2 separate regions of the Mus musculus genome follow, and region 1 is linked to region 2. A link is a loop called in an ENCODE intact Hi-C map of the cell type or tissue named here. Cell type or tissue: heart. All regions are shown on one strand. Each heading gives the region's core, and the rest is flanking DNA. Links, peaks and the distances in the headings are about the cores only.

Region 1 (8,324 bases), core at 130-8,129, 53 kb before region 2:
CCTGCTGGCAAGAGTGTAGCCCAAGAGTCACTTTCTATGCAACAGTTAACCATATTTAGGCTGGCATTTGCTCCAACCCCTGCCAGACAACCAAATGCCCTTTAATTTATCTCTAAAATGAGGAGGCTGAACCCAGCTCCAAACGGCAAGAACCGATCTCCAAACAGCAGCACACTATCCATCCATGAGATTGAAGGGTGCCAGACCCCCAGTGCCCAGTCATGAACAGGCTAACAGGAACACGTCAGCGAGAGCCTGAGAAAGGTGATGTTCCATACTAAACGGCAAAGGTTACGAAGGACTGGACACACCCGGTGAAAACACTCACTTCCCCGAAGGTTATAATGGAAATGCAAAAGCTGAGAACAGGAGGATGAATGTGGACAAGCTGCTGGACACTGTCCCAGCTCCCCTAGAATAACTGACATCTGGATAAGCCGGGTTGGCAGCATGTGCTGAGCACACCCTCATATTTCCCCAGACATGTGGGTACTACATTCAGCAGATGTCCCCGGAAAGGTGATTTGCCACCGAAGGACACAGAAGCGAGGTGAAGGCCAGTATGCTCAGACTGTAGTAACCCTCTGGGGCTAACTGTGACTGAGTCCACCCTCCAGGGCCAATACATCAAGTTGTAGGTCACCAGGGAACGTGCCGTCCCCATGGAAGGCCCAAAGCTCCCTGCTAGAGTGAGCCGGAGCTGCTACTCGAGGAGAAGAACACTGAATGAGAACCTGGTTGCCAGCTGCCTGGCTAGAGCGCAGACAAGATGCAGCAGCGGCAGAATCTTTGGTAAATGCAGAAGTTGAGGGCCACACGGCAGTGACCGCGCACTCCGTGGACAGCTCATTCCTAATACTGAGACAAAATGAATAAGTTATTACAAACAGGGGTCAAGGCTAATCATGTTCGTTGAGTTTATTCTAGAATGACCTGGTACTCTTCCCCTCTCCACCTCAAGTAACTGGCACATCTCCAAACATTAATCAATTAACTAAATTCGCTCTCTCCATCAGACATGCCACTAAAAAGGGGAGAGCCTAAATGGCTCATCGATAAGCAGGCCGGCCTGAGCTTCAAGGGGGTGACAGAAGACTACACGGCAACACATCTGTCATCCCAGCCTGTCAGCATCCAGGGGCACCTCCCAGCTTGACCAGATGCAAGGCCAGCACAGCGAGGTAGCAGGGTCACAAAGAACCAGTTCAGGAGGTAGCTGCTGAAAAGTGGAAGCTGAGAGAGGGCAGGGTATGGCTTGCATAGAAGCTGGTGGCTGTGTCCCATGAGGACCATGTCCTGAAGCAGAGGTGGCTGAGAGAGCCCAAGACTGGAGTGGGTGTTGGGGGGAACGGGATGACGGCTTGCTTCTAATCGTGAGTAATCCCTTTCTCATAACAGTACAAGTCTCCCAAAGTAAGCGCATTAAATCAAGGCTTATTACACGATACGGTCCACGTGAGATGCCCCCAGCCTCCCTAGTATCGTATCTGCGGCTCATCTCCAAGTGATCAGAGGAACCCACTAGTCTTCACCTCCATAAAGCGACTTACATGCCCAATCCTGTTTTCTCCTCTACTTCTTACTGAAAAAGGAGAATATATGGATGTGCAGCCCCCTGACCCCTGGGATTCCACCTGAAGTTACTGCAGAGCCACCTAAGACCAGCCACAGCCCAGCCAGAAACTCCGCAGCTTCATCTTTAACACAACTCAGGATCTCAGGGATGAAGACACCACGTTAAGCAGCCAGGATACAGAGACCCCTGAACCAGGACAAAGGTGGACGTAGGCCGATGAGTGTAAGTAAAAGAGTGTGGTACCACTGGAAAAAACTCCAAACCAGGGCCATCGAGCAAGCAGTCCACTGCTCTGCTGTGAGATGGGATGACTTACTGGCTCCTGTTTTAATTTTCCCCTCCTTCAAATCCAAACTGCGGCAATGGGCCCTGACAACTCCAGCTCTGGCCCCCATGCATCACAGGAAATCTTTCCAAAAGGCCTAACCAGATAACTAATTTAATACACTTTACTTCAAGGTTTATTCCTTGGCTCACTTCCCAGATAGAAAGCATCTCTGGGCAATCATTATGCAGATGCCACTTTATATGCCTGATGATAATTTAACCAGAGATCCACGGGGACTTCCTAGGGATGGGAAAGGAATTTGGAATGTTACTGAAGAACCAGAAGCAATGGTGTCTGAGAATGGAACACATACGTACTCGGGACACTTAATGTTCTCCTTTAGGGCTCACCATGCACACTAGGAAGTTGGGTAGCCAACCGACATCTTCCCTGCACCTTGTTCTGCTACTTCCCTGCACCTTGTTCTGCTAACACAGGGTAAAAACAGCCCCCGAGTGACCCGTGCAAAGTGGCATCATATCTCCTTGCTGCCCGAGGGAGATACATTCTGACCGACTACAGCTCAGAGACAACAGGAGAGGATCAGCAGCGTTCTTCATTGCATAATGAAACCGTAAGTGGGACCGAATGTAAAGGAGAAACATCATCAAAGGAAGTGAAACAAGACTTCCCACCCTTAACACTGTAACATTTCCCCAAAATACCTATGTCAGAGTTTACACAGTGCACCAGATCCACAAGGCTTGCACACTTAGACTCCTTGGTTCAATCTGCATGGCGGAAGGGAGGATGGAAGCACCTCTTCTACAGATTCTGAACCCACAAATGCTGTATCAACATCAGCACCAGCACCACCCCTGCCCAGTGTGAAGACAGCTTGGCTCACCTTCCAGAGGAGTTCATGGGGATTCTGCTGTCATAAGCACTCACTAGGGGGTGGAGAAAGAAGCCACAAAGACACACACTTTCTGTTTGGTCTTTTCAGCTCAGGAAATAGGGAAAAATGTAACTGTGGAGGAAGACCTGACACATTCAGTTCCACAAACTCACAGTTTAGAAAATTATACTCTGAGCAAAATTGGACATAAGCAGGAAACTGGACTTCAAATCGAACACGGTCGATATCATCACTGACCCAGGCTGGGCTGCACAGGAGAGGGAGGCGGTGGAAGGTTTTTTAGTAGACAGTCTCAGCATTCATAGTGTGGTGGGACACACCTGAAACCCCAGCACGTGGGAGGGGAAGATGTGAAAAATTAGGAGCCATCCTCTACACAGCAAACTCAAGATCACCCAGGAACTCTGCCTCAGGACAACAAGGAAGCTCTAAGAGGAACCAACTCAGCCCTCATCAGCTACAGCCTAAAACCAAGCAGCACACAGTGAGTTGGACACAGGTGTGTACCTCCCGGGCAGGGCCCTACTAAGTGCCTGACAGCTCCCCAATGTGAGTTTCCTTAAGACCCTTCTAACAACTTAGGAACAGATAGGAAGATGGAATGTACCTGAACTTCATCTTCTACGTCACCATCCACCACACGCAACATTGTGTAGCTAAGAGGCCACACCGAGGCCACACCCAACTCCATTCCCACCCTGGTGGGTTATCTTCTCACAGTCAGAATCAGGCAGAGGGCTGAGCTGTGCAGACCGCCTGGCCCAGGGCCACCAGACTACAGTGTTGTGAGTATACAAGACAAAGCAGCAGATACCCAGCCTGCCACCCATCACTGTATCAGACTTCTGAGCCAGAACAAGGGGTGAGAGAAAGGACAGCAGCGCCCCCATTGACCAAAGACGGCATCACCACCCTTGGAGGCACCATGCTCTCCAGCCAATCCCACCCTTCACCTAGGCTTCCGGAGAAAGATTGCTGAGGGCGAGGACAGAGGACAGAAATGCAGGAGAGAAAAGCAAGCACCCAGCAAGGTGCAGGAACCCAGTGTGTTTGGATCACTTTCCAGGACCTTGGCTCTCTCCCTTCCAGCTGAGGATGGTTTCTCTCTCTTGCCACTTTTGACTGGAGCATTACCAGTTTGCCTGCAACTTCACTAGAGATGCTTTCCCTTTATGCCTCTGTGTCTAAAATGTCCCATGGGGGCCACCACCTTCCCTCCCGGAGGCTAACACTGCAGATCAGTCAACGTGTGGTTCAAATGAGAAGCACTATATTATTGTGTGTGTGTATGGGGGGGAAGCATTATATAATAACTCACAGAACTTATTCCAAAGAGGGAAAAAATAAATTATCTTATATAAAATAATACATGATGTTTGTGAGTAACTCTGGCTTCTGCCTGCTGCCAGCCATCCACCTCTGGCTGGGGGAGGCAGATGTTGTCGAAGTGGCGCCCCCTGCAGGACAGAGCTGCGTCCCTCCTCCAGAAGCTGCATCCCGGAGGAGATCAAATGAGCCTGGAATTCTGCAGGAACTGGACGAGGACTTGGTAGACGAACTTGTACTGCGCAATGGTCTGGATCATGAACATCCTCTGCTCCCTGAGGAATCGCAGCATCGTGGGCACCTCCACCTTCTGCAAGAGAACAGAAAGGGCACACAGGCTGAGACAGAATGCCTCCCCGAGATCTCCCCTCCCTGCCGGGGAAACCTCTGCCCAAGGCGGACAACCAAGAAGGAGGCGGAGCTAAGACTCTGCCCACTGTGGACAACCAGGAAGGAGGCGGAGCTAAGACTCTGCCCACTGTGGACAACCAGGAAGGAGGCGGAGCTAAGACTCTGCCCACTGCGGACAACCAGGAAGGAGGCGGAGCTAAGGGTTCTGACCCTCCAGGGCTTTAGGAATCGGCTCTGTGCCACGGTTGGAGACCCCTGTTTCTGGTGTGGTATCGTTCACCCGTGTTTGTTTACTCGTGTGAGTGAATCTGAAAGCTGTTTGCACTTACAGTGCAAGGTTCTCAAAGCAGTGGACTGTGGCGAATGCCAAATACCATTCCTTCCCTCCCTCCATCCCCTTCCCTTTACATACAGGTTGAGAAAAATTTTGAGGAACTCACTCTGTAGTCTAGGCTGACTTCAAACACATGATGCTCCTGCCTCAACCCCCTCAAGTTAGCTATTTCTTTTCTTTTCTTTTCTTTTCTTTTCTTTTCTTTTCTTTTCTTTTCTTTTCTTCCTTCCTTCCTTCCTTCCTTCCCCCTCTCTCCTTTCTTTCTTTCTTTCTTTCTTTCTTTCTTTCTTTCTTCCTTCCTTCCTTCCTTCCTTCCTTCCTTCCTTTCTTTCTTTTTAAATTTATGACATTTATTTGTGCGTGTCCTGGGGACCAAACTCAGGTAGTAAAGCTTGCTGTCTAGTACCTTTACCCACTGACCCATCTTGCTGGTCCAGATATTTCCTTTGTGTGGTGCATGGATACTCATGTATGGGGTATGTGCTTGTAGTGCACACCATTGTACATGGGTGCATATTCTCAGAGGCGGACATCAGATGCCCTATGCCGTTGCGACAGAGTCCCTCACTGAACTGAAGCTTGCAGCTTCTCATCTGGGTTGGCTTCTCACCAGAGAGCCCCAGCACTGTGGTGCGGTGCCCTTCCTGCCCTGTGCTATCATCTGTGCCCTGTGACCGTGCCCTTCCCGCCCCATATAATCATCTGTGTTCTGTGAGTCTCGTGCCTCCCCTGGCTTTCTGTGTGCTCGTCCACACCTAGCTTCTCATGGACGCTGGGAATCGCCTCACATGTGAGCGCTTATGGCCACTGGGATAGCTCCTCAGCCCTCAAGACACTTCTGATCTCTTGGGAAAACCGCCTCCCAATCTGCCATCCCTCCCTGCCTCCACAGCCTCCACCTCCATTTCTCTTTCTCTCATATCCTCTTCCACCCTCCTTATCCCCACCACCACGCCTACCATCACCCCTACTCCCCATCCTCACCCCCCACCCCTACCTCCATCCTCACCCCTATTTTCACCCCCCACCATCCCCCCCTCACCCCCCCCCCACATCACAGCTATCAGAACCCCATCCTCACCCCACCCCCATCCCCACCTCCCACTACCACTGGTACACAGTGCCCCTGGCATTATGCAAGGCAGGGCAGACATGGTCCTTGACACACCATGAACAGCAGGGAAAGCCATACAGTACTGACACTGCAAAGCAGCCTGGAGACCAACCTTGACCTCACAGCCACCACCTCGCAGCGGTGGAATCTCCCTCACTCCCCAAGACCAACTGCTGTGAGTCATGAGAACGAGAGCATGGTTGGGCAAGAGACAGCTCAAGAGGTAGGACTCCACACTCGCCACCAGCTCCGGGCGCCCCCATCAGGTGGCTCACAACCACGGTGACTACACGTCAGAGCCGCAGACACTTTCCTCTGGCCTCTGTGGGCGTTGTACTCACACACATGCCTAACCTAGCATCTCCACATGATTAAAAATATATTTTAAATGAGACAAAAGGGGGAAAGTGTGGGGAAAAAAGAAAAGCCACTTCTTCGTTGACAAAGATGAACGCTGCTAGAATCACAAACCAAAAATACAAAACACACAAATCACCTCAGTAATTAGAAAAGGCAGGCTAAGCAGGGATGCGAGGAAAGGAGGCCTAACGGTCTTATATTCATTTGTTAAAAGTCTTTGTTTAAAGAACAAACTAAATATGTTGGCCCTTCTCCTGAGAGGGAGACAGGAGTGGGAGGAGCCAGGCCTGAAGAACACACGGGGCGGAGCAGCCGGTCTGGTTGCCCCTTGGTCAACAGCAACCCTGGGAAACAAACTGGACAGATAAGGTTGGCTGTGCTGGCGCTGGGGGAAGGAAATGAACTGTGTGAGTCACCTTATCGCTGAATATCAATGGGAACAGAAGTTGTTTTAGGACTGTCCCACACCAGCAAGGAATGTGCTGGCATGCAGCTGGGTACTGAAGGAAACATACCACAGCGGGGGCTGGGGGCACTGAGCCTCAGTGGGGGGGGAAGCCCACCGGATCCCCGTTGGCTGCATCCCCCAATTCACACCCATTCAGCGCCAGGCTGGCTTTGATGCACGGTGAGCAGCGTGATCTCCAGCCTTCCCAGAGGCTGTGGATGGGGCTCCAAAGAGCTAAGGACAGGGCAGTGTTAAATAAAGCTGCTTTTCAAATCTCTGAGTCTACGAGTACACGTACTAACACACTGAAGCATCCATTACACAGAACAAGGGTTCCCTGCTGCACGATCTGGAACCTGAACAGCTTGTGGGAAACAGTGTGAAGGCAGGAAGTGACCTCAGAGGAGGAGAGCTTGCTTCCTGCCATCAGACAGCTGCTTAAAGTTACACAGGACCGGCTACATCATCACACGATTGCTCTGGGCCTGGCTTTCCTCCTCTGGGCCTGGCTTTCCATAGAGCAGAGGTAAGGATGCCCCTCTATTGACCTTACAGCCTAGGGTTTGGGACCTGGTGTAAGGGTTACATAGCAAGACCCACGAAGAAGCACAAGAAAACACCCAGAACTGGGGGGCGTACAGCTCAGTGGTAGGGAGGGCACTTTCCTGACAGGTGTGAAGTTCTGGGTTAGCTCCCTAGAACTTTCATAAACAAACCAACACACAAACGGAGAAGCAGAAACCAAAACCACTGCCCCCACCCTGCACACAATCTTATGTGAATGAAAGCAGAGCTGTTGTCGATGGCTCTCACTGTAACTCCAGAGTCTATGGCAGCTCGAGATAACACACTCCTATGTGATTAAAACAACGAATGGCCAATGCTGGCCCACATAGCACAATATATTGCCAATATACACAATATATTGCCAAGCCAGACAAGGGCAAACGCCCCCAGATGAAAACTATACCTGCTGTGATTATAAAAAGACAAAGAAGTGTAAGAGTATGTTCTATGGGGGTGTGGTGAGGTGTGAGGGAAGGGGTGCCTCGGTGGGCCCATGCTGAGGCATCCCTTCCCCCTGAGGGACCAGCCACACGACAGTATAGTATAGAATAAGGTTTATTCAGGACATGGAGAGGGGAGTTAAGAGGGTGGTAGAGGCAGAGAAAGGCAGAGAGAGGGAGAGAGTAGAGAAGTAGAAGCTGGCCATGACCACGTGGGGTGGGGAGTGTGGAAGGAAGTGGGGAGAGATGGGGAGCAAGAGAGAATCAAGTGGGAAGCAGGAGTAAGAGACAGAAGAGGGGGCAAGCAGCCCCTTTTATAGTGGGCCAGGCCTACCTGGCTGTTGCCAGGTAACTGTGGGAGTGGAGTCCAGACAGAATACCAACAATACCATAAGGACAACAACCGTGTCCTACAGAGATGCATCTATCAACACACAGGATTTGGGCCAAAGCACATCCCAGAAATGCAGGACACATTGAACTACACGTGCCAGAGCCACGTGCCATGTCAAACAACCACAACAGAACTCATCTGCCTGCTTCTGGAAGTGAATGCCCACGGCAGTCAGGTTTGCTGGATGTTTCTAGAACACCCTCATTTCTTCTTGTATTTAGGAGCCT
Region 2 (8,324 bases), core at 144-8,143:
GCTCTGTCTGGGACCCCAAAGGTCACCCCAAGCCTGGTTTCCCTAGACATGGAGAACTGATAATGGCAGGGTATGCCTGCACTACCACAGGTGTGGTGACACCCTGAAAAAGGCTCCTGGAGGGTAAAACACTGGCTCTCTGCCCACACCAGCCCATCCCACCCAGGACTATAGAGCAGGGAAAGACAATAGACAAGACAAAACAAAACAAACAAACAAAAAAACAGGTTAGTCTCTGGTGGGAAGATTCTAGCCTCAGATCTGAAGGGCAAACACTGGGAGTTAGCTAATTAATTATTTTAAATCAAATTGTAATATGCAACAGAAAACTAACTTTCGTTTCCTGCTCCCACCTGATCTTTTATCTGATAAATTTATAAACATTTTACAAGTTTCACCATTCAATCAGGGATCTTCCACCTACCATTATCATTGGGCTGTACCAATGAATGATCTGTATCAATGAATAACTCTATCAATAAATGACCTGTATCAATGAATAACCTGTATCAATGAATGACCCGTATCAATAAATGACCCCTATCTATGAATGACCCCTATCGATGAATGACCCATATCAATGAATAACTCTATCAATAAATGACCTGTATCAATGAATGACCTTTACTGAGCTTTAGAGGCCAGTCCATCAGAAAACCTTTGTCTGTTTGCCCATCAGAGGCCACCACCCCTCTGTGGACACTATTCAGTCCTTAACTGTCACCACAGTTCAGATTCCTCTTACCCCCAAGTCCTACCACATGGGAAAGGAATTAGACACAAGAATTTACCACCAAAGTCATTTGCTGGCTATCAAAAGCCAGTTTCTCCAATTCTGGTAAGTGCTTAGATCGAGGGAGGAAATGCCAAGATCAATACTAAATCCAGTGAAACCAAGGGCATTGCGGAGAGCAGGGAGATGAGAGAGAGAGAAGAGGGAAAGAGCTAGAAAGGGGAAGGAGAACGAGAGGGGAGAGGAAGGGAGGAAGGGAGAGAGAGAGACAGGGAGAAAGAGACAGAGAGAGACAGAGAGAGAGGGCACTGTATGCATGTGTGGGTGCAAATTCATCCATGTGTGTGCACGTGAAGACAAGAAGCCAATCTGGTTTTTCTCAATTGCCTCTGTGACCTTTTCTTATGAGACAGAGCCTCCCACTGAATCTGAAGTGTTCAGTGTTCTGTCCAACAGGGTCCCAGAATCCTCCAGTCTGTGGAGGAAGGGAGGAAGGGAGGGAAGGAAGAACGGAGGGAGGGACAGACTGATTCTTAGGGTGTTTAATGGCAGTATCCGCATGGCAGAGGGAAAAGGAAGCTACAACTTGTTAATTCCTGATAATCTGAACAAATAACCCTGAAGCACGACCTTTTGAACTTAGAATCTTGATAAGAGTAAGTCAAAACACCCAACACGAAGAACCCTGGGGTTGGCCACAGTAAGGCAAGCTTCAGTCACATCCTCTGGCATTCTGCTCTGCTCTGTGCAGAGCACCAAGTCCGCAATTGGTAACTCCCAGTTTTCAGGCCTCTCCCAAGGAGAATCAAAGGCTGGCCCCAGGCAGTATGGTCCACAGCCGCTGTGCTTGCCTGTCTCTCCTCTGAGCCAGGCTACAATCACAACCCCAGTTTCTCTGTTCTTCTTTATTGCGGGAACCCACCAAGGCTTCACATTATCCCCTCTGCTTGGAGGAGCACAACCCTCTTCAAGACAGGCAAAGCTTGCATCACCTTACTTAAACCCATGAGATGCTGGTGTTTAAAAACTAACAGTGTGAATCTGGAATCCCAGCACTCAAGGGGCTCAGGCAAAAAGATCATAAATCCAAGGCCATCCCAGGCTGTATAGTGAACTCTGGGCTACCCTGGGCTATAGAGTGAGGCCTTGTATCAAAACAGAACGAAGCACGGCTAACTGCCGTGCACCTCCTGGGAGGCAGCTCCGTGAGTCTGAGGAGGGGCTAAGGGCCATGTCTCCAGGAGGATGCTTCTCATCTCAGACTCACTGTACGGCCGCCATGACGTCTACACCCACCCTTCAAGGCTCTGCACTCGGTGCCCTCTGCCTCTCCAGGGAACAGTGCCTCACTCCCTCCAGGTAACCTCTCTTCAAGAGACCCTGGGAAGTGCCTGGGAGTCTTTTGTGGAGGCTTTCATCTCCGCAACCCCAGCAGTTCTTAGAGGGAGGAAACAGAGCCAGTAAGAGGGTCCTTAAGTTATCAAAACCCCTTTTAAGTGCCAAGAGTTCACCGTGAAAGCAGACGTGCAGGCACATCTTTGAAGACGAGCCACTTGGAGCCTGAGGGTCCTACTTTCACAACTGAGAGGATGAGAGCAGAAAGAGAGACAAGGAAAAGGTGTCAGCTTCGCCCCGTGGGCCACACAGTCTCTCTCCAGTAATGTTTCAGGGCATCAAAACCAAAACCAAAACCTCTTAAGATCCTGTGAGCAGGCAGAAAGCACCTTCAGGTTTACTAAGGAAAGCTACAGCAGGGTTCTCAAAACTGACCCAAGTGGTGGTGCGGTGGGGACCTCAGCTGGAAAAGGAGGCAAAAGCTCACCTCCTCCTACTAGTCACACAATGTCTGAATCCCCGGGACACCCCTTCTCTACCGTTGGTTGCTTCCACTTATTTTCAGTCCTTCAAGCCAGAAGGGCAAGCAGGTGTCAGCATGAACTTAGGAAGCACTTCCTGGGAGCACTTCCTGGGAGTACTTCCTGGGAGCACTTCCTGGAAACATAAATGCAAAACCTGGGAAGGACCAGACCTCAGTCTCTGCCTCACAGGGACCCCGTCAGTCCATCCAAGTTCTTTGCTGTGCTGTCTGATGGGACAGTCTTCCAGTACCCAGGGTGGAGTAGGGTAGGGGATGTTTGTAAAGGTGTTGTCACCTGTGACCCAGAACGGAAGTTGTCTCCCATGTCACCCTGGAAGTGAAAAGGAACAGCCAAGAGGCTGTCAGTAGATTCTTTTGGGGACCGGATCAGTTACCAAGAAATCCACTCGATCCAGCTAACCAGCAACTCTATTTCTCCTGAGCCCAAGGCTTGCTATTCAGCGACATCCAGCTCTTTGTTGCTGCCGTTTTCCAGACAGGGTCTCACGGATGCCAGGATGGCCTCCAACTCCCTATGTGAGCAAGGATGACCTCGAAGCCCTGTTCGTCCTGTCTTTGCCTTCTAGAGGCGTGAGCCACTGTGCCTGATACGTACTGCTGAGGACCGATCCCAGGGCCGCTTCATGTTAGGGAAACTCTCTACCTACTGGGCCACATCCCAGCCCACATACATGTCAGCTCCAATTCAGACCATCCTGTGACAGGAAACAATGACTCCAACTCTACAGTGAGGACACTGGACGCTCCTCATGCCTGTGTAGGCTGGCATATGCCTGTGCTTGGATACAGTGTCGGGGATGTAGTATGTTCTACCTGGAAGCCATCCAGAATACAAAGACCTCTGGGCACTGATATGTGTAGTCACCACACGAGACTTTGGCGACAGTTACTAGTAAGACTGCAGGAAAAAAAAGAACAAAATTTGAACTACTTTAGAAATTATGTGCTAGCTTTATTTTCCCACTGAAAGCCCCTTTGTAAAATATAAAAATGGCGCCCTGCAGGATCCGAGAGCAGAGCTGGCGTTCTGTTTTTAGAATTGTTGGGCTCCTCTCTGTTTTGGTTAGAGATACAACTCTTCTAACTGCAGTAAAGTAAAACTGTGGGTCCTATTTTAGAAACATACAATTTCATGGAAGTACACTCCACCCTGTCAGCACTGTGGGTGGAAAGGAAAAATCCAGCCAGCCAATCGTCATGCCAGGAAATGAAGCACAGCCAAGTTTCCAAAGAGGTCCGCTTTGAATCTAAGCTTGCACAGAAAATGCTAAAACATTCTTCATACTCAAACGTCCTCGAGGCATCCCATCTGGCTGTGGAGACCCAGGGGCTAGTCTTAGGTTACAGGCCAGCTCTCCCTGTAAGAATCGGGTGATAATTCTACACGTTAAATCAAAGTAAATTTTCTCATCTCGTTTTTCATCTTGATTTTAGCCTAAAGCAAAAATTCATTCATCGAGGAAATGGTAGTTTCCCTGTGTGATGCAGACAAGGGTCCCAACAATTGCTTTGGCTAAACATGGTAACTGGGAGCTGACAGATGCTCTGAGGTAGGCTGGGGGTGGGGTGAGGGGAGGTCCTCCATCCTGAATGTCCATATTCTACGGCATGAACAACTTTTCCAACTTCCTTCTTCCTCCAGGATTTTGAACTGAAGTTTGTGTTTATTTTTAAACGCTAAACTTGGCCAAGCCAAGGAAGCGCTCAGTATTCTGACAGAGGTATGGAGACGTCCCTAAGAAACTACACAGCATAGTATTACATTCAAGATGTTTGGCTAGGTCCCCTCAGTTCCATTTTAATTCACATGTGAGGAACCTGAACATCCGGTCTGTGTGTTGTACTTGCAGGGTTGTCCCTTCTGGTTGAGGAACGCCTGTGGTAGCCTACAAAGCAGGGCCTGCCTCACCGCAGAACCACGAGAAAGGCGCCAGGAACTCAAAGGCTGAGGACACGTAGCTTTGAGAGTATGTTTCCCACCCCTCCCCCAACTGAATCCTTCATTCCAAGTCTAGGGCAGCAGAGGATCCCCAAGTTGGGAAGAGCCCATCACGATGGCTAAGCTTTCAGACCTGGATTTGTCCTGACTGCCTTGCAAGTACACCAGCATGCCCACAGGATGGAGGCAGGGGAGTGGAGCACAGTTAAGGTACTGTATATAGATGCTTGTTTGGAGGACCCACCCCCAACACTAGATGACCTCATTTTCTGGTAACAGTGTTGGGCTCACGGAGTGTGACTACAAATGGCCGCAACTCTCTAGCAAACATCTTCAGAGCCCATGTGGTTCCTATTTCCCTCTGTCCTGAAATCTTCAGTGTGCAAGAAGGGACTTGTGTTGCTCCTATATCTCAAAGTTGACTCTGCAAGTCAGTATTGGGTACAGTCCACTGATCAGTGCGGGGCACAGTCCTCTGATCATGAGCGCATTACGGATTTGGGGGCCTTGAACCGATGCTGGATAGTTAATTCTAAACAAGAAAGTCAGTTGAGAGTTTAACATCCATGCCTAACACCTCCATGTGGACAGCAGGAAACTGTTCTGAGAGACTGACTTGTCCAAGGTGACATTGCTTCTTAATGGAAAAGCCAGATAGCATCACCTCCAAGCAGGGCCAACCACGGACATAAAAAGGAAGAGCCCTCCTTTTCCATGAAATCCCCAAGTAAAAATGAAACTGAAAATATCACTAACAGAGCTGTGTGTGGCCCATGCTTCTGAGAAAGGCTTGCAGAAGCTGGCCCTTCTCCACGAGGAGAAGTTGTGTGCCTCAACGTCAGTGAGGCTAGCCTGGGAATGTACTTAGGATGCACAATCAGTGAGGCTAGCCTGGGGATGCACTCAGGGTGTGCTTCTTCCATGGCTAGGAACTCTCCAGGTCTGTTTTTTGCTGCCTGAAGCCAGATGGGTAGCAATACTCTGAGCTGTGACCGCTGGTCTACATTCTCAGTGTCGCTATGTGTTCCTTTCCGTTCATCCTTCCTCCGTAGCTCAAATCCAGCTCAGCCAACAATGCCCCTCATCTGAAGAGCCAATATAAATGTCACAATTTGTAGTACATCTTTCCATTCGGTCTTTGAGGCCTTCCCGTAAGCATGGAGGATCAGAGTGCGAAAAGGACATCAGCTGTCTTAATGACTAAGAGCAGGGTAAGGTTTAAAACGACACCTCCTGGACAGAAACCTTTCTTTGCAACTAGCAGTATCAGAAAGCCCCTTTCCGGAATTTACTAGAACCTTCTCCCAGGATGGTGGAAAATGTACCAAAGCATCACAGAACATTGCTCTCTGCTTGATGTTGTCCTGTTCCAATGAGAAAGGTTCGAGCTGTCCTAGGACCCTGGGGTATGAGGAAGCAAACTGAGCCCTAAGACTGTCAGGGCTGGGTAGCAGCAGGGGAGGGAAGCTCACCCATGCATTCCAAAGACTGCTCTCAGCTGCAAAGGGACAGAACGGACAGGGTGGCCCACACGGGTTTTGTCCTCCATGTGCCGTACAGTCGCTAGACAGTCCTACACAGGCCATTCTCCGCCCCAGCCCTGAGCTCTCAGAACCCTTGGGAAGGATTTATTTGAGTTCATGATTCCTGATATGTATAATAATGTGTCTGGTACCCGGTCTGTGCACTAGCTAAAAAGCTTTTATGTTCAATGAATGTCCGAGTTAGCCGTCAATGAAAACTGCACCAGCAGCAAACTATGGGAAACACAATGACCCCAGAGAAAAGATGAAGGGGCTAACCCTACAAGGGACATGGGCGACCTTAAAAGGGAAAGTCCTCCAGCCTTCCTCACAGTCACAGCTAACTGATGTGTACTCCTGAGAACACACACACACACACGCACACGCACACACACACGCACACACACACACACACACGCACGCACGCACACACGCACGCACGCACACATGCGCACACACACATTTTCTCAAACATACACAGACAGGATTTCCATGGCAGGTGTTCAACTCCACAAGGTTTCAGCAGCACCTGACCAAGAGTCACCTTCCCTGAGACACCCACCTTCTTAGGAAGACTCTCCAAGTCTCTGTGATTCTTTCCTAAAAAGGACACTGTTTGTTTAAATGCACACAAACACACACAGGCTCTGAGCACTGGGGGAAAACACCAGGAACAGCAAATGCTGTGTAAGAAACAAGGCAAGCCCAGACCTGATTCACACTCTCTGCTCTCCAACTCCTGAGTTAATTATAACAAATTACAGGGACAAGCTCAGCATATAGAGACCATAAACGCCCTAATAGTGGCCTATCCTGAACCAGGGTTCTGTGTGAAACAGAAACTCAGTTTCCACAACACATCACGGAGCAAGAGGGAATGACCAGACTCTGTTTCTCTGCCCTATGTCGGTGGGCACAGGTCCCTTCCCATCCAATCCTATCTGGAGGACTAGAAAGGATCACGGGGGGCCCTATCTGCTTCGGCTGAGATGAAACATGCTTACAGAAGCCTGAAAAACTACAGTGTAAAGTGTAGACGCCAAAATAAAGTATGAGCTGGCTGAAGCAGATGCCAAGACCCACAGCCAGAGCAGAGACAGAGCTTGGGAAGTCTTGGGGACAAGCATACACTCTCTACAAACCCCTTGACCATGACAGCAAATATTGCATAAGAAACAAGGCAAGCCCAGACAAGATCCACCTCTCTGCTCTTGAACTCTTGAGTTAATTATAACAAATTACAGAGACTCCATGTACAGGTTATGAGCCGGGAGGGGGAGGGGGTGGAGGGTGGGGGTTGGGGGTGTACACCTTTAATCCCAGTACTTAAGAGGCAGGTAGATTTCTGTGAGTTCAAGGCCAGCCTAGGCTCCAGGTCAGCCAAGGCTCCAGAGTGAGACTCTGTCTCAGGGGGAAAAACCAAACCAAACTAAACCACACCACCTTGAGTATGAATAGCACCGCAACCTACAGTACCAAAAGAGAAAAGGTCCCAAAGTCAACTGCAAAAGAAGAAAGAAATTACACGCGATCCCACCATGCTACAACTCCACAGGAAGAGGTGGAGTCTCTGAGCATGCTGGGACATCCCCGGGAAATCACACAGAGGACCCGCCTAGGCTACCAGTGAGCCCTGTCCCTTAAGGAGAACAAGGATGGAGAACTGAAGGGAGCCATGCTCTGGGCAGGCTAAGCAAAAGAGCCAGACACAGCGACCTCATTTGATATTCCACTGACAGGAAGATGGCAGAACCTAGGAAGGAGCAGGAGAAGAAGTAGAAGATTAGGAGGAGGAAGAGGAGGAAGAGAAGAAGAGGAGGAAAAGAGGGGGAGGAAGAGGGGGAAGTGGAGGAGAAGAGGAAGAGAAGAGGAGGAGGAGGGAAAGAGGAGGAGGAAGAGGAGAAGAAGAGGAGGCAGGAAAGAGAAGGAGGAGGAGGAGAAGAGGAAGAGGAGCGAAGGGGGAAAGGAGCTATGGGAGTTCTGACATTAGATGGTAGAGATGGTTGCCCAACTCTGTGAAGGCACTAAAAACACTGGATGCACATGTTTAAGTAACTAACAAGATCGTTTTTTTTTTTTTTAACATTTTATGAATTTTAGCTTAAAGGAAAAAAGCAAGTGAACAAAACACCCAGGATTCCTAATAAGGAAACAGTCTCAAGCTCACAGACCTGCCTGACTCTGTGTCTGGCCTCCAGGACCCCGGGACCAGGCTTACACTGTTTGTGTGCTGGGCATTCATCCTCCATC

Evidence for each region. A loop is a pair of places that touch in the nucleus more often than their neighbours do. Peaks named below come from ENCODE experiments on the same cell type or tissue, not always from the same donor. Only the 100,000 strongest peaks of a DNase experiment are listed, where the experiment ranks them.
Region 1: a loop joins it to region 2, with 2.5 times the contacts of the local background. A loop is called at or near these places in 5 of 42 quality-filtered maps.

Annotation. Positions count from the first base shown.
Region 1 is chr1:189,866,002-189,874,325 of GRCm38, reverse strand. Ptpn14 (protein tyrosine phosphatase, non-receptor type 14) reads right to left here. Exons shown (of 19, transcript NM_008976.2): 19 at 1-4,399. The coding sequence ends at 4,271. Among named protein-coding and RNA genes, the nearest start is that of Gm26574, 32 kb to the right of the region's middle. In heart, for the core only: CTCF peaks have their summits at 3,650, 4,227 (motif pointing left) and 6,170 (motif pointing left); DNase peaks (open chromatin) are centred at 555, 6,675 and 7,145; H3K4me3 peaks cover 394 bases; H3K27ac peaks cover 2,868 bases.
Region 2 is chr1:189,813,492-189,821,815 of GRCm38, reverse strand. All of the region lies in intron 3 of Ptpn14 (protein tyrosine phosphatase, non-receptor type 14), which reads right to left. Among named protein-coding and RNA genes, the nearest start is that of Gm26574, 21 kb to the left of the region's middle. In heart, for the core only: no CTCF peak of the experiment used is centred there; a DNase peak (open chromatin) is centred at 3,805; H3K27ac peaks cover 1,121 bases.